4 separate regions of the Homo sapiens genome follow, and regions 2, 3 and 4 are each linked to region 1. The links are chromatin loops, found by intact Hi-C in ENCODE. Cell type or tissue: gastrocnemius medialis. All regions are shown on one strand. Region 1 overlaps SULT4A1 (sulfotransferase family 4A member 1). Region 2 overlaps PNPLA5 (patatin like domain 5, triacylglycerol lipase). Region 3 overlaps PARVB (parvin beta). Region 4 holds the start of PNPLA3 (patatin like domain 3, 1-acylglycerol-3-phosphate O-acyltransferase).

Evidence for each region. Peaks named below come from ENCODE experiments on the same cell type or tissue, not always from the same donor. Only the 100,000 strongest peaks of a DNase experiment are listed, where the experiment ranks them.
Region 2: a loop joins it to region 1, with 11 times the contacts of the local background. A loop is called at or near these places in 4 of 110 quality-filtered maps.
Region 3: a loop joins it to region 1, with 6 times the contacts of the local background. A loop is called at or near these places in 2 of 110 quality-filtered maps.
Region 4: a loop joins it to region 1, with 2.7 times the contacts of the local background. A loop is called at or near these places in 4 of 110 quality-filtered maps.

Annotation. Positions count from the first base shown.
Region 1 is chr22:43,826,536-43,831,535 of GRCh38, reverse strand. SULT4A1 (sulfotransferase family 4A member 1) reads left to right here. Exons shown (of 7, transcript NM_014351.4): 6 at 2,338-2,476. Among named protein-coding and RNA genes, the nearest start is that of EFCAB6-DT, 17 kb to the right of the region's middle. RefSeq lists an enhancer at 2,788-3,550. In gastrocnemius medialis, a CTCF peak has its summit at 2,431 (motif pointing left); DNase peaks (open chromatin) are centred at 1,125 and 2,335; H3K4me3 peaks cover 1,578 bases; H3K27ac peaks cover 2,311 bases.
Region 2 is chr22:43,883,053-43,888,052 of GRCh38, reverse strand. PNPLA5 (patatin like domain 5, triacylglycerol lipase) reads left to right here. Exons shown (of 9, transcript NM_138814.4): 5 at 402-462; 6 at 1,565-1,750; 7 at 3,708-3,840. Among named protein-coding and RNA genes, the nearest start is that of PNPLA5, 6.5 kb to the left of the region's middle. RefSeq lists an enhancer at 4,100-4,830. In gastrocnemius medialis, CTCF peaks have their summits at 2,878 (motif pointing right) and 4,770 (motif pointing left); DNase peaks (open chromatin) are centred at 2,872 and 4,882; H3K27me3 peaks cover 692 bases.
Region 3 is chr22:44,083,776-44,088,775 of GRCh38, reverse strand. The region is part of intron 1 of PARVB (parvin beta); the gene reads right to left. Among named protein-coding and RNA genes, the nearest start is that of PARVB, 62 kb to the right of the region's middle. In gastrocnemius medialis, a CTCF peak has its summit at 2,834 (motif pointing right); DNase peaks (open chromatin) are centred at 135, 2,225, 2,935, 4,185 and 1 weaker place; H3K4me3 peaks cover 1,005 bases; H3K27ac peaks cover 5,000 bases.
Region 4 is chr22:43,921,806-43,926,805 of GRCh38, reverse strand. PNPLA3 (patatin like domain 3, 1-acylglycerol-3-phosphate O-acyltransferase) reads right to left here and starts at 3,001. Exons shown (of 9, transcript NM_025225.3): 1 at 2,708-3,001. The coding sequence starts at 2,894. RefSeq lists enhancers at 1,699-2,441, 2,442-3,186, 4,603-5,000. In gastrocnemius medialis, CTCF peaks have their summits at 2,552 and 4,487 (motif pointing left); DNase peaks (open chromatin) are centred at 595 and 3,065; H3K4me3 peaks cover 1,408 bases; H3K27ac peaks cover 3,070 bases.

The DNA.
Region 1 (5,000 bases):
CATGAATAAAGCCTCCGTGGACGTTCTGGAGTCTTGGTGGACGTCAGCACTTGTGCTTATCGGGCCCATACCCAGGAGTGGAATTTCTGGGGTCCTGGGTGTGCATTTGTCAGCTGGTCACTATTTTGCCACCAATGACATAGCATTGAACATGCACTGCCCAGGGCCACTGAGGCCCCAACATGAGAAGGTGAATAGGGAAAGCGCCCAGCTGGCCAGCTGCCCACACATCTCGGGGGCAGCTGCCGGGTCAGCAGTTTCTTCCTGGAGCTTCAGTTTCCTCAGCAATGATGGACTGAAGTTTTAAGGTCCAAACACACACTTTACTCCAAGCCCTTAAAGGGAAGTTCATCCTTCTCTGCCTTCCAGGCTCCCCAGTGAAAGTGGTCAGACCTGTTGCTTTCAGTCCGTCAGGGTCAAGGCCACCAGCCCTGCCTGGAACTTTAAGAGCTGCCGGGGTCAGTGCTGGGACTTCATTTTCTATCAAAGCCGGTCTGTGACTCAATGGCATCCCTGGGACAGTCAGCGTTTCGCCTTCTAATTGGCATGGGTTTATTCTTTTTTTAGGAACCTCAGTAATGGCTTGTTTTAATGGAGGTCAAGTCACATTTTTAGGAATTAATATTGTTTACATCTTACTCCAGAAAACTAGCCCCGAGTGAGCATGGTTGTCTCCAGGACTGTGGTGTGGGTCCATGTGTTCTCACCCTGGGGTTGAGAGGGAATGCTTCCTGCCAGAGCGCTCACTGCCTGCGCTCCACTGCACCGCAATTACAGTGGCCCTTTCCCACGAGCCGGGCACTGTGCCAGGCACCCCGGGTATATTCCCACTTCATCCTCAGTCATCTTGCAGGGTGTTCTCACCAGTCACGGGGTGCCCTGACTGCAACCGTGTGGCCAGCTAGTACCTGCCCATGTGGAGGCACGACCCCAACACGCTGGCTCCGTGCCGTGGTGTGCGGCCTCTTGCTGCGGCCCTGTCGCTAGTTCCAGATGGGGAATGTGTGGCTCAGAGAGGTGAAGTGGGCCGTTCCTGCCAGCTGACCTGGGCGTTCTGCCTGATCCCTGCTGGGTTTCATAACCAGCAAGTGTCCTGTGACATGTTGCTGGATGTAGCCTGGCAGAAACGCCCCTTCCTCTGAGATGGACGTCACGCCGCAGTGAGCTGCCCCACGAGGATTCTGCTGAACGCTCCAGCAGGCTGACTTTAAGCCAGCTGTGTCCTTCTTGCGGCATCTCTTCTGAGAGCCAGGTTTCTTCACTCTTTCTCCATTGCTACCCTTTTTCTTTGAAATGGAGTTCTTGGTGGCAGGGCAAGGGAAAGGGAGCTCTGTATTCCTTGGCTCATTCTCTAATAACTGTTCCTCTGACTCTTGAGTCAAGCCCTGCGCCCGGGATGCACCACACCCCTGCCTGTGGAAGGCAGTGCGAGGCCAGAATCAGACCTGCAACCGCTGCTGCAGGAGTCAGCGCACTGTGGGGACCCAGGGAGGAGCTGGCGCCCACACCAGCTGACTCCCACACCAGCGGTCAGAGAACATTGTCTTTTAAGGTTTCCGAAGTGCTGCAATAAAGAAATTAAATCATCTTTTCACTGTAGGACTTTTTAGAGGCTTTAATGCGGGAATTTGCTTTACAAACCTTCCAGAGAGGAAACAGCCTCCAGCATCTTCCTAATGGGACCAAGGCACCTCTAGGTGACAGCTCAGGGCTGTGATTGAGAAGACGAGGAGCCTCATCTCTTGGGGAGAAAGTGGCAGGGGTGGGGGGCTGGGGAATGGCCCCCTCAAGACGGTTAGCCACATCAGTGACATTCCGCTGTCAGGCGTGGTAAAATAATGGGGCAGGGTATGGCAGGCATGACGGAATCTTGCCTGTGATGAAGCGGGCTCCCTGCCCAGTGCAGGGCCATCTGGAGACCAGAGGGGCCTCCCTGCGCTCCCAAGGGCCAGCCCAGACGCCAGCTGACAGGCAGCAGGAAGGGAAAGAGGAGCCCATTAGGTCTTGCTCCTCACAAGAACCATGTTCTGAAATATGTTTTTTACTTCTTGCTCCTGTTAAAACTTAACCACACCTCTATTAAGACCTCATGTCTGCAACCCAATTCCCTGGAGGACCAGGGTTTGAATTCAAGATCTCCACGTGAGAGCTGAGCACACTTGGGCGATTTCTTAACCTCTTAGTGTTATTTCTGGACAAGGCTGATGTCAGCCTTGTGAGCATTAAGTAAGGAAGGCCGTGTGTAAAAAGTCCTCAGCGTGTGCCCAGCCTGGGGTCGTGTCCAGTAAAAGGCCCCGCCTCTGATGGGCTGCTCTGCTCTCTGCACTTGTCTTCCAGGACCTGGTGACGATGGTGGAGCAGCTGGCCAGATTCCTGGGGGTGTCCTGTGACAAGGCCCAGCTGGAAGCCCTGACGGAGCACTGCCACCAGCTGGTGGACCAGTGCTGCAACGCTGAGGCCCTGCCCGTGGGCCGGGGTACGTGCCCCACCCTGCCTCCCGCCCAGGCACTCCCCACCCCAGCCAGGCTGCTTTCTCTGCCTGCTTAGGGAGCCGAGTCCGGTCCCTGTTGCCCTCCCTGCTCTCCTTTTACAGCAGTCTGTAGCTGGCCCATGGCCTGTGCTCTGTTAGCTGGTGCCCATGGATGGCACAGTGCTCATGGAGTGACGGAGTACCCTGCCCGCTGGTGTTTGCATTGCCTCCAAGCAAACAGTGTTTTGACTTGAAAAAGTGCATTTCAGGCTTTGTGGGCGGGATGTTTCTCAGCAGGGAGTCTACTCAGATGGCCTGAAATCAAACGCCCCACAGAGCAGATCCAGGGACTGGGTTTGGTGCTATGACATGTCAAAGCGCAAAGCATGCTGATGGGTTTCTCAGTCTCTAACTGACTTGTGGGAGAGTTAAATGAAGTGGGCGGGAAGTTAGGAGACACCGTTTTTCTTCCTTCACTGAGTGGACGCTGACTGAGCATCTTCTGGGTGCAGGCAGCACAGGTGAGGCCTAGCCCCACTTCGGGGTGGTGAACTTAAGCAGACAGTACCAAGCTAAGCCGCTGCACAGAGGGAGGCCAGTTCCTGCTCTTGGCGGCAAGTGACAGTGGGCATGAGGCAGCTGGAGATGGGGACAGTGTTCCTGACAGGAATCCTCCCCAGATCCACCTGGGTTGCTCCCCCTGTCCTTAAGGGTGTGTGGCATTTGGCTTTGATGATGGAGAGCCCAGGCTCTAAAACCCCTGAATCCCAGGGTGCTGGCCTTGGCCATAGGAGGCCCCCTGTTGGTAAGTATGAACCTGATGGACACTTGGTGTGTTGGGCACTTCCTGGGTTGAGAATGTTTGCAGGGAGGGCCCAGAAACGTGGATGGCTCTGTTCAGCAGCAGCCCCACAAGATGGAGTGGGAGATGCCTGGGGCGGATGAGAGACGCGCTGGGCTCCAGCTCAGCTCTGCTGCCCTCTGGGAACGCAACATAGGTCAGGCCTTCAGCTTCTGCGGCTTTTTGTTCTTCTCTGAAAAGGGGCTGATCACGGCTAAGGGCGGTTTGAAGGTCAAGTGCAAAGTGCCGTCTCTTATAAAGGCAGAGCAGTGGACTCCTCAGGAGGAAGTGAACTGAACCACAGTCCCTCTCGACTTCTTTCCTGGCTGCATTTTCATAAATATTTGTTATTTAACATTTATTTGCTCTTTTTTAGTTTTGCTTTTGCTGTGTTTTGTTATCCTTGGATGTGACCTTCTCCAAAATACCCCTTTTGGTTCACGTGTGTGTGTGTGTGTGTGTGTGTGTGGTGAAGCAGCGTCGAGAACATACTGTGTGCCCATATGCTCCTTCCCTTGGGTTTGCTTTATCATGGTTTACCTTGGTTTTGCTTTATTTCAGTTCTTTGATTTGTTTTCTTTTAGCACATTGCGTCTTTGCTCGGAAGATCTTCTTGAGTTGGTGAGAATGCAGGGCCGAGTAGCCAGCTGCATTGCTTAGATTTGATTCATGTCACAGCATAAATTGTCTTGATTCCAAATCCTAAACCAGGTGGGTGACTCCTCTGACGAGCTCTCAGCTGTCTCAGCTGAGAAAAATAATCATGGAAAAATAGTTTGGTTGCTCTAGCAGCTTCTAATTTTGCCCCTTAGGTATCATTAAAGGGTTACAAGAATAATTTTTCTTGTTTTTCTCTCCAACACTGATAATTTTTTGTTACCAAAGAGAAAGTCCGTGTTACGTTGGGTATTTTAGCTCAGCATTTGCAGGGTTGCAGTTTGAAAAACCTGAGGTCCTGCCTGGACAAGGACCGCTGTTAATAACGGAGCTAGTGAAGGACATTTGCTGGAGACAGAGCTCTGATCTCAGAGAGCTGACAATGGAAAGAATTCTAAACGAGCAGTTCTTCAAAAGCAGGGAGGCAGTACTCGGGTGATGTGCTCACAGCTCCCATAACTGGGAAGTTTGGAATCCCCGCCCCAGACATCTTCACGGTCACCGTTGCTATTGGACTAGACCAACCTAAGATTTTATATTAACAAAGACAATGGGAGCAACAACTTCTCTTGTCATGTTGAGCTGTCTTTCGTTTTTCCAAAGCCTTCATAAACCAGCGTAGACCGGTGCCTGCAGTTTATCCCACAGCTCAGCCCTCCCTTGTGGCTGCCAGGAAGAGGTCTGGGTTTCTGACTAAGCCTGGGCTAGAGCAGCTGGGGGCTGTGCCCAGACTCATTTTATTGTTGACTCAGGGAATTCTCACTGCAGTGCATGTTTTGCATCTAGTCTGTAAAGCTAGCTAATGCTGCGACTATTTGATTCACTTTAAATTCCTCCCCAGGGTTTGCCAGGGCAGGCTTCTTGAAATCTGCATCTTTGGCCCAGTCAGGAGGGCTTCCTACTTAGTGTAAAATTTTCTGCACTTTGAATGATTTTTTTTTCCTTTTCAAATTCTCCCGAAGCCAATGACGCCTTGGTGGCACTGTTGAGCTGTGAGTGGATAATGGCGTGGGAAGGGCCAGGGCTGCCTGT
Region 2 (5,000 bases), 57 kb before region 1:
GAAGGGGCAAAGGGAACCCCCATCCACTGCCCTACAAGGGGCCAGACAAAGTCCCAGCCATCCCAGGCCTTGTTATCCCATTTTCCAGAGACAGAAACTGAGGCAAGAGAGGGGAGGGGCTGGGGCAAGAGCAGCCAGGGTGTCTCAGGGGGGAGATGCAATGGTCCTGCAGGGACAGAACTAGCCAAGCAGATCTGTTCTGCCTGCAGGCCTCTGGCCCCTCCTGCCCAGTGCTAAGGTCCTGCCCAGGCTCCTGCCCTGAGCCCTGTTGAATGGTCACTTGGGGAGAATAGGCTGGGCTGGGACTATTTCCAGTTGAAGATAAGTCTCTGGCCTGTGACATCCACTCGAGGGGTAGGTCCAGGCCTTGCCCATCTCACCCTTGCCCTGTGTGTTGGCAGGTAGTGGCCGACAACTGCAGACAAGGCTACCTGGATGCCCTGAGGTTCCTGGAGAGACGTGGTAGGTGGCAGTCCCACAGTGGCTGGGGATCATGTCCCACATGGTGCCAGGTAGACCCTGCCTCTTGGGCCTTTGAGCTGCTAGGGACATGGGCTAACTCAGTCTCTTCCTCATCATCTGCTCTGTGCTGGACCTGAGCTGAGTACTGGGGACTCAGAGAAGAATCACATACAAGTTCCACTGTTGAGCAGCCCGCAGCCTGGTACAGGGGGACAGACTCAGAGAGAGACAACCCAGGGAGATGGGTGTAGTGACAGAGGGATGCTCAAGGCTGTGGGAGTCCAGAGGAGGCATTGGACTCAGCCTGGGGGTTGGGGGTAGGCAAGGAGGGCTTCCTGGAGGCAGTGACAGATAAGCTGGGTTTTGACTAGTTATGAAGACACCAGCAAAATTGAAGATTCCAGCAAAAGAAGAGGGCATTCTAGGCAGAGGGAAAAACAAGAGAGAAGGGACAGAGGCAGGCACCTTGAGGGCACATAACTCAATATGGCAGGAGGGGTGTGTGTGTGTGTGTGTGTGTTCATGGGGCAGTGGGTGTGCCAGAGAGGTCTGGGCTGGAGAGCCTGAACATCATCCACAGGACAGAGCTCTTCAAATTGGTGCAATAGACATTCAGACACAGGCCACCTGGCTCCAGAACTCATGTGCTCAAGTCCTACGTTACAACCAAAAACACACAATCAGGAGGCATTTGGCGAGCGCTTAATATGTGCCCAGACGTGAGCTTAAGCTTTATGTATTTATCTTGTTTAATTCTCAGAGTAACTGTATAAAGCAGGTCTTACTTTTCCTTTTTTACAGAGAGGGAAACTGAGGCAAAGGGCATTGGGTCACATAGCTTGCAGGTGGTGGAGCCAGAATTCGAACTCTGGATTGTGTCTTTGGGGTCTGGGCTCTGATGAGCCACTCGAAAGTGGGCAGGGAGCAGGGCAGAGCAGGGCCAGGGGAAGGCAGAAGGGAGTCATCCGGAATAAGCTGTGGGTCCGTCCCACAGCACAGTGGATCCCCAGAACTGGGTTTGGGCTCTGAGGGATGTGGGCAGCATGGGGCGCCTTGGGGAGGCTCAGATGCTTGACTTATCCTCTCCCTTCCCCTGACCCAGGACTCACCAAGGAACCAGTGCTATGGACGCTGGTGTCTAAGGAACCCCCAGCCCCGGCTGACGGAAACTGGGATGCTGGCTGTGACCAACGCTGGAAGGGGGGCCTGTCTCTCAACTGGAAAGTGCCCCATGTGCAAGTCAAGGATGTACCCAACTTTGAGCAGCTCTCACCAGAGCTGGAGGCTGGTAGGGACTCTACCTGCATTTGCTCACCTACCAGGGCCCTGCACTCAGGGGCCCGGGCTCAGGGACCCTGCCTTGAAGGCACTCGTGGTCTGGAAGAGGACAGGACTCATTTACTGAGCACCTACTAAATGCCAAGTGTGGTACTATGGGCTTTTCACATGTGGCATCGTTCATTCTTCCCCACAACCCTGGGCCTAGGCATTATTCGTACCCACTTCACTGATGAGGAAACCAAACCTCAGAGAAAGGAAGGGACTCACCAAGGGCTCAGAGCCTGCAACTAGGGGATTTGAACCCAAGCCTGTGCCTGCGAAAGCCAGGTCTTTGCCCACTGCCCCGGAAAGGGCGGGAGTGTTGACAGACATAGGAGAGGCACACACAGAGGGTTCTGGATTCCCCAGATGAAAATGAACTCATTTCATCCTTCCAACAACCATCTGAGGATAGTACAGAATTGTTCTCATTGTACAGATGAGGAAACCATAGCACAGAGAAGTTAAGCGACTTGCCCAAGGTCACACAGTAGCAAATGGCAGAACTAGGGGTTCTACTCGGAACCATTTAGTCTGCCCGCCCGCTGTGTGACTAAATGTCACAACTGCAACAACAGGAAAGTACAGAGTCCCACAGGCACATGTAACGATGGTGGGGGGTGACTTTGAGCAGCATCTAAGTGAAGCTGGAAAAGAGATGTTGGCCAGGCCAAGAGGCAGAAGAGCATCGGGGAGAGGGCATGGCACGTGCAAAGGTCCTGGGGTTGGTGAGGGACAGCCAGGAGGTCCCTGTGGCTGCGGCATGAGGGACAGGCAGCAGAGGTGAGCTTGGGAGGCTGGCAGGGTGGGCAGGTGGTCTCAAAAGCTGTGGGAGGAGCAAGTGAGGTGGGCGGGAGGGGGTGGTGGACCCAGCTGGGTGGGAAGAGGCTGAAGGGGTGGGAGGCTGGGAGGAGAGGGATGGCGGTCGAGGCCAGATCAGGGAGAGTGGGGTGGGCAAGGGGATGAGGAAGGGGGCCCCTTTCCATGCCGGAGACCACACGAGGACGTGCAGAAATGGGCGGGGACCTGTGCGGAACCCCTGAGGTCCAAGCTTGGGATTCTGGAACCCGGCAGTGTACCTGTAGCCACACGGGGGCACCAGAGAGCTGCCTCGGGTGGAGCACCAACTCCTGGGCGCTGCGCCCTCGCCATTTGGGAAGGGAATTGTGAATCTCATCTCTAATCCTCACCTGCCTGCCCAGGGAGGAATGTCCTGCTGGGATCCCCAGTTTATGGAGAAGGAAGCTAGGACTCGTCCTAGGACACTCGGCAGGTGGATGTGGAGCAGGGTCTCTGGCCTGTGCTATCTGTGAATCCTTGTAATCCTCCGTCTCCAGAGGGCAGTGGCCAGAGTGGACGTGGTGGCCTGAGCTGTGGCCTGGGCTGTGTCTGGAGGCTGGGATTTGGGCTCCGGCTCTGTCCCAGCCCAGATGCTGGTCCCTTCCACTCTGGTCAGGTCAGTGAATAGAGCACCCAGGAAATGGTTGCTGCGGTCATAGTTGTGGCTGTGGTTATTAATAACACTGTCGTGTTACTGTTATGAGAGAGTGTGGTGAGAGCATCTGTCCCAGCCTAGCAGGCCACAGACTTTCTAGAGGGGCAGAAGAGGTAGAAACAACTCAGGAGCCTGAGAGTCCTCAAGTCCATCCTGGCCCTGCCACTTCCTGTTGATGGTCCTTAGGCAAGTCACTTCTCCACTCTGAACCTCAGTCTCCTCATCTACGAGAGGGCATACACCCCTTGTCTCACGGACAACGATGAGCGCAGAGCTACCTGCTGGCCTGTGGTGGGGGCTTGCTCAGTGTTGCTTCTTCATCTGCAGAAGGTGGAGGGGGTGCAGTCTCTTACTGTGTGAAATGGGGGGGCTCAGGTTGCTGGCCCACAGACTTCAGGTGGGCAGGGCCATGCCAGGGCTTCTCTTGCAGCACTGAAGAAAGCATGTACGAGGGATCCCAGCCGGTGGGCCCGCTTCTGGCACTCGGGGCCTGGACAGGTGCTGACGTACCTGCTGCTACCCTGCACACTGCCCTTCGAGTACATCTACTTCCGCAGCAGAAGGTAAGGCTCGGCCAGGGGGCCTGGGAAGGGCCTGGCTTGTGGCGGAGACTGGTGCCCATGGCAGGAGGGGCGGCTGGCACACTGGGTGGGTAGGGCTCGGCGGGGTGGGGGGAGCCCGGCTGGTGTCCCCACACTGTGTGGTGTTGACTGCATGACTCAGAGCCTCTGTGATCTCCTCTGCAAAATGAGACTGGTGGAGAAGTGGCATGGTGGGTAGGATTGGAAGTCGGGGGCTTCCTGGTCGGCCTCCTGGGCCCTACACTGTCTCCGTGACCTTTGACCATTGCTCCACCCATCAGAATCTCAGGTTGGCTGTGTGGCTGGGTCTGAGTCTCTTGACCTCTCTGGGCTACAGGTTTCTTTTCTCTTCTCTTTTCTTTCTTTTCTTTTCTTTTTTTTTTTCTGACAGAGTCTCACTCTATTGCCCAGGCTGGAGTGCAATGGCATGATCTTGGCTCACTGCAACCTCTGCCTCCCAGGTTCAAGCGATTCTCCTGCCTCAGCCTCCTAAGTAGCTGGGACCACAGGTGCCCACCGCCACGCCCGGCTAATTGTTTTGTATTTTAGTAGAGGCAGGATTTCACCTTGTTGCCCAGGCTGGTGGCAAACTCCTGAGCTCAGGCAATCCGCCCGCCTCGCCCTCCCAAAGTGCTGGGATGACAGGCATGAGCCACCGCTACAGGTTCCTTTTCTGTAAAACAAGCCCCTTCCAAGCCAGGCCGGCTGTGGTTAGGCTCTCAGTAACATTCTGACTTGCTGGTTAATGTGCCCGTCTGCATCAGTTGTTCATTCATCCCACCAGCAGTTGCTGAGGACCTCTCAGGGGCCAAGGCCTGGCTGGGGGCCATGGAAGCAGCCCCGACGCAGACCCAGCTCCTGGCCTGGTGGAGCTCACGACCTACAAATTATCACACACTCACCTGTAACTACAGCGCCACCTAGAGGTTCCCTGGGAGAGGTCTACACTGGCTTCCAGCTGCACAGCTCAATCTAGGGACTCTCTGGCCAGGGAAGGCTGCCCGGAGGAGATGACTCTTAGGCTATAATCTGAAGGATGAGTCAGCGTCCACCAGGCAAAGAGGACAAGGAGAATGTTCTCGGCAGATGGAACAGCATGTGCAAAGATCCAGAGGCAGGAGGGAGAAAGGCCCATTCGAGGA
Region 3 (5,000 bases), 260 kb before region 1:
GGGAGGCCGGGCACGGTGGCTCAAACCTGTAATTCCAGCACTCTGGGAGGCCAAGGTGGGCAAATCACCTGAGGTCAGGACTTCGAGACCAGCCTGACCAACATGATGAAACCCTGTCTCTACTAAAAATACAAACATTAGTCAGGCGTGGCAGTGGGCGCCTGCAATCCCAGCTACTTGGGCGGCTGAGGCATGAGAATTGCTTGAACCTGGGAGGTGGAGGTTGCAGTGAGCTAAGGTTGTGCCACTTCACTCCAGCCTGGGCAACACAGCGAGACTCCGTCTGTCTCAAAAATAATAACAATAATAATAAATAAACAAGTCTGTGAGGGAGTGGCTGGTCCTGTGCTGTTAGATGTGAAGCCCCAGAGTCAGGACTAAAGCCAGTTCTACCTGATCTTGCACCTCACTGTGCCCTACTAAATCCTACCTATCTTCAACCTCATCTTACTGGCCGCCTCCTCCAAGAAGCCCTCCTGGGTGTTCCCCTCTCCCCAGCTGAAGCCACACAGCCATGTAACTATCTCCTTCCCGAACTTGCCTTCCTGCCAGTGCCAACCCAGTTCCTGCACATAGTAGGCCTTTTAATATATTCAAGGAGCAGCACAACAGAGAGCTTAGAATCCCAGAGCCAGGCTGCTGGTTTTGGATCCCAGCTTGACCACTGACAAGGTGTGTGACCTTGGGCAAGCTGCTTGACGGCTCTGTGTGTCTCAGTTTCCATCTGTAAAGTGGGGCCTAACACACCTCAGAGAGATCACAAAGATTCAGGGACACACACCCTCGGCACAGTCGCCAGCATGCAGCCACCCCTCGGGAAGCGTCAGCTTTGAGTAACTATAATGGTGGAATATGTGCGGCTTCCAAAGCCTCCACCCAAAGATTGGGCAAGGTTTAAAAAAAAGAAAAAAGAAAAAAAAAAAAAAAAACACCATCGTTCCTGATTTGGAATTACAAGAACATAAAAGGAAAGAAAGAGAATCAAAAACTAAAAGCATGTCATCAGAAGCCTGCCATTTATACCTCAGGCCAAATGCGAAAGTTCCATCTTTGATTTTTTTTTTTTTAATCTTCTTCTTTGTATGGTTGTATTTATTTATTTATGCCCAGGCTCTTTCCCAAAAAAGGATTTTCAGGCAGCTTTTTTTCCCCCTTTTGATATTATTAGGAAAACAACTTTGAAAGCAAGCTGGTTTAAAGAACAAGGTTACCTTAACGGAGAGAAGAAATCTGAAAACACAAAGGCTGATCAGCTTCTTGCTCCACTAGCAGAACCAGGGCAGGACACGGGGGATGGCAAGGCGCCCCTGCAATCACGGGCCCAAGAGCCTCACTGGGGGCTTGCCTGGAGGGTCTGGCCCAGACACAAAGGCCCAATGGAGGCTGAGCCACAGGTCCTGGGGGGCCAGAGCAATGGCAACTCCATTTTCTGACACTTTTCTAAGTGTGTCATTTCAACACAGCAGAGATGCTTTGCCACCTACGGGGACTTTCTACACCATCCGTGCAATTCCTGGTTTTCATAGAGAACAAAAGATCAGGGCGAGAAATTTCAGAGGGCCCCGTCTGAACCAGGATCAAAGAGAAAACCCCAACAAAAACAGCCATTCTCCATCCCTGCACATCTAAAAGAACTGGAAAATGGCAGGAAAGCTGCCCCAGTTTTAAACACTTAACCAGCCCTTTTCAAATCCTACCCACTTCTAGTTACAACTGATCCTGCTCAAAGAAACAGAGTGGTCTTCAGAGCTTGCGGGAGGATACAGGAGGAGAAAGAAAGGTGCGGCTCTGTGCCAACTCACGCCACCAGCTCCTCTTCCCAGCTGGGGAGGGGGCATCGGGATCCTTCGCTTGGGCTTAAGCAGGAACCCAAAGACATCTCTGTTAAATGAGGTTTTCCAGGCCTCTGCCAGGAAATGACAGCTTTCTATGAATTTTCCAACTTCCATCCGTACTCAGAGGGGTGTGGTTTCTTCGTAGAAGCTGTAATTTATCAGAATAACTAACTTCATCAGGCACGAAGGTCTTCTTAACAGAGCAGTTTTTCTAAAAATAAGTCCAGTTGTACTTCAGTGAAGATCTTGCAGCTCAGTGGAGTTAAAATAAGACCTAAGTGAGATCTAAATCAGAATAAAAACATCATCAGCCTCGGCAGCTGGGAGGAGATGCTGTTGGGCAGTCTTTTCTGACATCCAGAAGGAAGGTGATTGGAGGGAGTCGCGGATCATAATTCAAAGGGCTGAGCTGTTGCTGGCACATCACGCGTGCAAAGGCCTTGAAATGTGAGGCCTGGCCCTCCCCAGGAGGTTACGAACTCCAAGTCCAATCTCCAAGGTTCTTGGGATTACAAATCGGAGGAATAACAAAGTGTCTTGCCTAGGATAAAAGGCAGCAAAGGCTAACAGTGCCAGAGAGCAGCTGCTCCTCCTGGCCCGGACATGGGAAAAGAGGGAAAGGACTTCCAGTGATCCATGGAGCACAACATACAAGAAAGCGCTTCTTGACGTTTCAAGTGGCAGATGTAGTTTGTTTTTGCCGAGAAATGGATGTGGGCCCTTGTCATGCAGGATGCCGGCCCAGGGTAATGAGCTCGGTGTATTTATGTACATGTAACTCACTATCATCTCTAAGCCAAGGATGAGTTTCTGAACGGTGCTGACATGACTAGAGGAGTAAGAAAGCCCCGTGACTGTGGCCCAAACCGGAAGGATCGCTCAGCTTGAACATCTGATTTATGGGGCTTGTTGTGCTGGGGCATGAGGTTCCAGCCCATTTCTCAAGATGAAATAAGTTGAGAAGCTAAAAGAAATGTGTGAACATTTCAATAAGGTAAATCCAAAGAAGGTCAACAGGTGGCGCAGACTCCACATCAAGAGCTCACTGCTGAAACCCTGTCCTATTCAGATGGCAGCAAGCCTTGGGCATGACAGCCTGCTGATCTAACTAACACTGGTGGATGGATGCCAAAGGGCTGGGCATGGGGCTGGGCAGGCCCTGCCCTTGCACCGTGGAGAGTCTGCGTGTAGCCGAGGGAAGACGTATCCTGGTCACTTCCACCCAGCAGCCGACCTCGCACCTGGCACAGAAGGCTCGTGAAGGATTCGATGCACAATTAATTAAGTGCAATACATAGCATGGTGTTGAGATTTTTTAAAAAAGCAAAAGCAGGTTGGGCCAGCTGCAGTGGCTCACACCTATAATCCCAGAACTTTGGGAGGCTGAGGTAGGTGGATGGCTTGAGCTCAGGAGTTCGAGACCAGCGGGGCAACAAGGCAAAACCCCATCTCTACACAAAATACAAAAATTAGCCAGGAATGGTGGTGTGAATCTGTAGTCCCAGCTACCCAGGAGGCTGGGAAGAAAGTTTGAAGCCGAGAAGCGGAGGTTGCAGTGAGCCAAGATCACGCCACTGCACTCCAGCCTGGGTGACAGAGCCAGATCTTGTCTCAAAAAATTAAAAAGAAAAAGAAAAAGAAAAAGAAAACCATGTTGCAGAACAATACAGCAAAGGCTGGGTGTGGTGGTGTACATCTGTTGTCCCAGCTACTTGGAGCTGGGGTGGGAGGATCACTCGAGCCCAGGGGTTCAAGTCCAGCCTGGGCAACATGGTGAGACACTTTAAAATAAATACAGCATGATATTTATGTAAAAAATACAACTAGAAAACTCACCACTATGTATTTCTATGTGTACGTATCAAAATTCACAGAAAAAGAAATGAAAGGGCATGCTCCAGAATGACAAGAGCAGCATTACTGATGCAAGGCCCAGTGGCTGAAGGTAAGGAGGAGACAGAGGGAGGCTCTGCCACCAGACTGTGTTCTTGTACTCCTTTTGAAATAAAAATAAAGCTACAAGAATGGAAAATAAACAGATGTCCTGGCAGGGTTATGTACAGGGTGCAGTGGGGACCCTAAAGGAAACAAAGTGGCAGCCAATTCTACAGGGAAGGACACACACTGGGTTCAACCATAGAAATGGCTCTGAGACCCAGAAGGAGTCTCGGGCCTCTCCCGGCAGCACTGGCTGCCTCGGGGGACACAGTGAGCTACCCTGAAGGAGGGAGGAAGCTGGGGAGGGAAAGTCCTGCACGGTCCCATCCCCACAGATGACTGCAGAATAATAACATGACTCTGAGACTATGGGTGACAGCAAAGGCCCTGGCATGAGTGTCTGTGCCAAGAACGCAGCGGAAAGAACCAAGATGCCAGACCTGGGAGTACCCTTGGCAGGCTCACATCTCGTGCCCTATTCTTGGATTGGCCAGTGGGGCTTTCTCACCAGGATGGCCACCTTGGCCCCTGCAAGCCCTGCCCTAAACTCTTCCCACCCCAGCCCAGCCTCTCCCCTTCTGGAGGTGACTGTTATGGACACCATTGCTTTTCTTCTCCAGCATCCATTGATCCTTTCAGGCAAACAAGACTCAGCCTCCCTCAGAGAGAGCCACCCCTCCTGCCACCATGCTCGGGCCTTGTAGTTCAGCTCTGGGGTGGAGCAGGCATCCCAGGACAAAGCCAGCTGGCACACTGGCCTCCCAGGAACACAGTCAGGGATGGGCATGGCCCAGTTAGAGCTAATGAACTGCACTGAGACTTTACCAGGAATAGAGAATGAGACAGGCACTCCTTCCCACTGGCCTTGACCCAGAAAGGATGGAGGTTGAAGCCGTCCCATCATCTTACCACTATACAGAGCCTGGAGATGAAGGCACCAGATCGAAAGAGCTCGGGGAAGGGGAGAACAGAATCTAGGATCTAGCAACACCTTCTATGTGCTGGATCAAGCCTTACCTGAGGCCATCCAACCCCACAGACCATTCTGTCAAATGTACCAGTGAATTCTGTTTTGCTTTTAAGCCATTTTGAGTTGGGTTTTCTGTCCTTTGCAAACCAAGAGAGTCCTGTCTGATGTAGAAATCCTTCCAATACACAAAGCTGGCGTTGGTCACTCCCTGCTGCAGTGCACCCCATGGCTCCCACCAGCTCCAGGGTAAAACGCAA
Region 4 (5,000 bases), 95 kb before region 1:
CCACATGTGGCTATCACGCCCTTGAAATGTGGCTCGTCAAAACTGAGATGTGTAAGATACAAACTGGATTTCAGTGGCTTAGTATGAAATATCTCATTAGTAAATTTTTATATTGAATAGATGTGAAAATGATATTATTTTGGATATATTGGGCTCAATGAAATTAATTCTACCTGTGTCTTTTACTTTATTCAATGTGGCTTCTAGAAAATGCACAATGACATCATGGCTTCCAGTGTATTCCTACCACACAGCACTGCTGTAGGCCTCAGCCACAGGAATGAGTCTCCCACTTCCAGAAGCCCAGGCGAGCAGGCCTCACCTCCATGCCCCACCTCCATGCCCCACATAGAGGCCAGGAACATATCAGCATTAGAGCTTTGGTGTAGATGGCCTTAATGCTATCAGGTGCAGGAGATCTGACCTCACTTACTGGCCTGGCCTCTCAGGCTGATCTGCACTCTCCTGGCATGCAAGACCACCCCTCCCAGCCCAACCCCTGGCCAGCCATAAATCTTGGGATGCACAGGGACAGGCAGGCCCCAGCCTGTCCTGACCCAAATCTGATCTTGACTCACAGCTCTCCTTCCCTGAGTGGCCAGAGGGGTGGAATTGCACGTGGCTGGCAGGTTCTGCCTGTCCCTCCTGCCAAGTTAGCCTCAGCTCAGATGCACTGAGGTGCTGTGTCCAGGATGCAGCCTCTGGGACATGCTCAGCAGCCCCCAAGTGCACAGCCCTCTGTGAGACAGGGGGTTAAAGCAGGAACCTGGAGCCCTGGAACCCAGGGAGTGGCTCCTGCCAACGCCTCCAGATCCACCTTCCAGGGACTTGGTGGTTCCTGAGCCTCCCTGTGTCCTGCCTGGGAAAGCCCCAGGCTGCACCTGTCCTCTGCCCAGTAAGGAATCCTTTCTATACCAGAGTGAGTGTACTTTAGGCTCCTGGGACCTCTGCATTTGAATTCTGTCCCAGTGTAAACATTTGTCCATGTGGGTGTCCACAGGCCACCTTGGGATACAAAAAAGCTGACTTTTATTGTTGCTAAACCCCAGGGTGTGCAAATGATCATGTGGCGGTCTAATCCTCCTGGAGGCCACATTTCGTGCCCTTTGCTCCTCTCCCCCTGGCTTAGGGGAAGGCAGACAGCCAGGACTGTCTAATCCCTAATCCCCACCTCCCAGTCAGCCCAGGGGCTGCCCACTGCTCCTACCCAATGGCAGGGCTTCCTCTGCCCGCTTCCTCACCACTGAACAGTCACTCCCTGCTGGCTCTGGCAGGCAGGGCAAAGAGTCCATTGTTAAGGAAGCCCAGATAAAAGGGGGCTAATGGGGGCATAATCTCCTGCCTGGGGACGTCTGGGTGTCAATAGCTTCACAATGCTACTTGCCCCAGCCCCTGCCTACTGGCTCACAACCCCCTCCTCGCCTCCAGGACTGTGGCACACAAATTCCCAGGAAGCATACCACACCCCAGTAGTTCCAGCTAGTGAGAAACAAACCCTCCGTCTGCACCCCCACCACACACACACAGGTACCCACATGGACAAATATTTCATTAGGACAAGATTCAAATGTACGGAATCTCATTTCCAGGAGTACTGAGCCGGAGAGGGGAGGGTGGGCCTAGGTCAGTGGAAACTAGAGAAGAGGATGGGATTGGGGGGTGTCCAGGGATGCACTCCAGCCCCCAGGAAGGGTCCCAAACACTGGAGGAGGAGGAGGAGGAGGAAACAACTTTCCTCTTTCAAGGTACCCCTCCCCACTAGACTCCAGTTAGCCTGCCCTGGAGGATGCCCAGGGTTGCCCTTCTGGGAGGCTACCCAGCCCCCAGAAGGCTGGGCTGCGACCCAGAGAGCGTAGGCAGCAGGGAGCAGTGGCTCACGCCTGTAACCCCAGCATTCTGGGAGGCCGAGGTGGGCAGATCACGAGGTCAGGAGATCGAGACCATCCTGGCTAACACGGTGAAACCCCGTCTCTACTAAAAAATACAAAAAATTAGCCGGGCTTGGTGGCTGGCGCCTGTAGTCCCAGCTACTCGGGAGGCTGAGGCAGGAGAATGGCGTGAACCTGGGAGGTGGAGCTTGCAGTGAGTTGAGATCACGCCACTGCACTCCAGCCTGGGCGACTGAGCGAAACTCCGTCTCAAAAAAAAAAAAAGAAAAAAAGAAAAGAAAAGCGCAGGCGCGGGGTGTCTTGAGTCCCTCAATCCCCAGAGGGAAGGAGCCCACCGTGGGGGACCGGCCAAAGCCCCACTCTTTGTCCGGCCCAGGGCAAATCGGCCCCTCGGCAGCTCAGCCCGTCCAGCCCCTCCCGAGAGGACACAGGGGACCCGGAGTCCGCAGGGGCCAGCACTACCCTCCGCCCCGGGTCCCGCTCCCTACTCCCCGTCGCTCCGAGACGCTCCGACTCTCAGTCCGGAGGTGAGGGTCTCCCTTCATGCACGGGCGCCTGATGGGGGTAGGGGTGGGGACGCACGAGAGTCCCAGGCTTCGGCCCGGACCGCTCGGGGTTCCAACGCCCCCTTCCCGGGCCCAGGAACAGCGCCCCCGCAGGAAGCATCTGCCTCGGAGGGGGCCCTCGGGATGCACCCCGCCGTGTCCGCGTCCGATGCCCGCTCCTCCAGGGCCCCGCGACCCCTGGGGATCCCCCGCTCCCCGGCCTAGGGGGCACCCACTCCGCACGTGGAGCCCGGGCAGCGTCCCCAGACGCACCCAGCGGGATACCGGAGAGGACGCCGACGCAGTGCAACGCCCCGGCCGAAGCGCCGAACAACATGCGCGCGTCGCGGAGGAGGTGCGGGGCGTGCTCGCTCAGGCAGCGGGTCGCCCCGACGTGGTAGAAGCCCAGGAAGCCGCAGCCCGCGAAGGACAAGCTCCAGCCGCGCTCTGCGTCGTACATGGCGGCGGCGGCGGGGCGGGGGCGCGGGTTAGGATCTGGGTCGGGATCGGGAATCGGCTCGGGTCCTGATCCGCAGCAGCTCCGCCCGGCGCCCGCAAGCGCTCTCTACCCTGCCTCAGTGTCTCGGCCAGGGCATTCCCAGCGCGACGTCAGCCCCGCCCCCCTCGGACCATGCAAATGAGCCGGCGGGAGGCCCAATGAGCGGGCAGGACGCCCTCCCGGGCGGGGCTTGGAGGGGGATGGGGGTGGGGACGACGTCTGGCGGGGGATGGGGGCGGGGACCGGGTCTGGGAGGGGGATTGGGGGCGGGGGCTGGGAGGGCGATGGCGGAGGACCTGTGCGGGGGGGTCCAGCCTGGGAGCTCCCCGCAGCGACTCGAGAGAAAGCATTTTTCCAAAACTCCAGCAGACACTGCATGTCCTGGAGAGAAACGGCTTCCTTCTGTTTTCCTTGACATCTGTTAAGTCGGGGGGTGGGAGGGGAGTCGCAGTTGGTGCCCACTTGATCCTTAACATCACTTTAACACTTTATCACGTCCCTTTTGACCCGGGGAGAGCCAGCCTAAAGCAGGCACCACCACCTGAAGAGTCTACTCTCTGCGTTGTTGCAGGCTTTCTGTATGATTGCCTTCAAGTGCTGGGGATTTTTTTCATTGAATGAAAGTAACAGGAAGTGTCCATTTCAAAGTTTCCTTTGTAAGTAAAAAATGTGAATGACGGGTGCTGGGGCTGGGGTCGGGGCCCTGTAGGAACTGGGGAGTGGGGAGTGCTTTGGGAAGCTGAGGCCTGGATGATTCCTGGTCCCTTAGTCCCTTAGTCCGTTCAGGTGCGAAAACAAAACACCTTAAAGCGGAGGGGCTTACAAACAAGAGATTTATTTCTATCTTTTTCCCCCCAGGCTGGAGTGCAATGGCACGATCTTGGCCCACTGCAGCCTCTTCCTCCCGGGTTCAAGGGATTCTCCTGCCTCAGCCTCACGAGTAGCTGGGATTACAAGCATGCGCCACCATGCCTGACTAATTTTTTGTATTTTTAGTAGAGATGGGGTTTCACCATGTTGGCCAGGCTAGTCTAGAACTCCTGACCTCAAGTCATCACCCACCTCAGCCTCCCAAAATGCTGGGATTACAGGGGTGAGCCACTTCGCCTGGCTTATTTCTCTGTCTCACAGTTCTGGAGGCTGGAAAGCCCAAGTTCAAGATACCAGCAGATTTGGTCCCTGGTGAGAGGTATGGCTCGTAGAAGGTGCCATCTTGCCACATCCTCACCTCTGGGCCTCTTTGATAAGGGCACCAATCCCATTCATAAGGGTGCCACCCTCTCATCAAATCACCTTCCAAAGGCCCCCGCCTCCAAAGATCATCACCTTAAGGTGTAGGATTTCAACAGATGACCTTTAGTGGGGACACAAACATTTGGATAGTAGCATGCCCTTAGGAGATGCCTAAGAGGCCCCTTGACCTTGACCTACCCCTGGCACTGGGTGGAGCAAGCCCACAGCAGTACATGGAGCCAAGTTAGACCTTGGTCCAGAGCTCCTCACTGGAGGACCCTGGTCTGCCGGGCCATAGCGCCCCCAGCTGGAGTGGACCAGGAAGCCCTCCCCCTTCTCCGTGAGACCTGGAGGAATGCAGAGTATGTGAGCTTTGGGGTCAGGCCTCTGCCCTCTTTGTGGCTCAGTGTCCTCAACTGCAGAATGACTGGTGGTGTTGTAAAACAGGTGACATTGCTGTCAGGATTCCAAATGTCACCTGAGAAGCACCTGGATTGGTTGGGTGGTTCATGTTCAACTGAGCTTCCCCATTCTGCTGCAGTCCTTGCTTTTGCCTTGCCTGGAGGGGTAGGGGAGCTGGGAGCAGGGCTGCCTCCTTTCTCTGGGCAGGAATCCCAGGGCATGGGAGCTTCAGGCCTTAGTGAATACCTGGGCTGACTGCCTCATCACATAGACACTTTGTAGATGGAGGCCCAGAGCAAGGCAGGGTCAGGTCCTAAGTCCCGGGGAAGGTCAGGAGAGCTGAGAAGCAGACAGGGGGTCCCATCTATTCCTGACGTGTTGGCTTTGCTGGAGAGGGGCATTACCTACAGTCCTGCCCTAACTGCCCTCCAC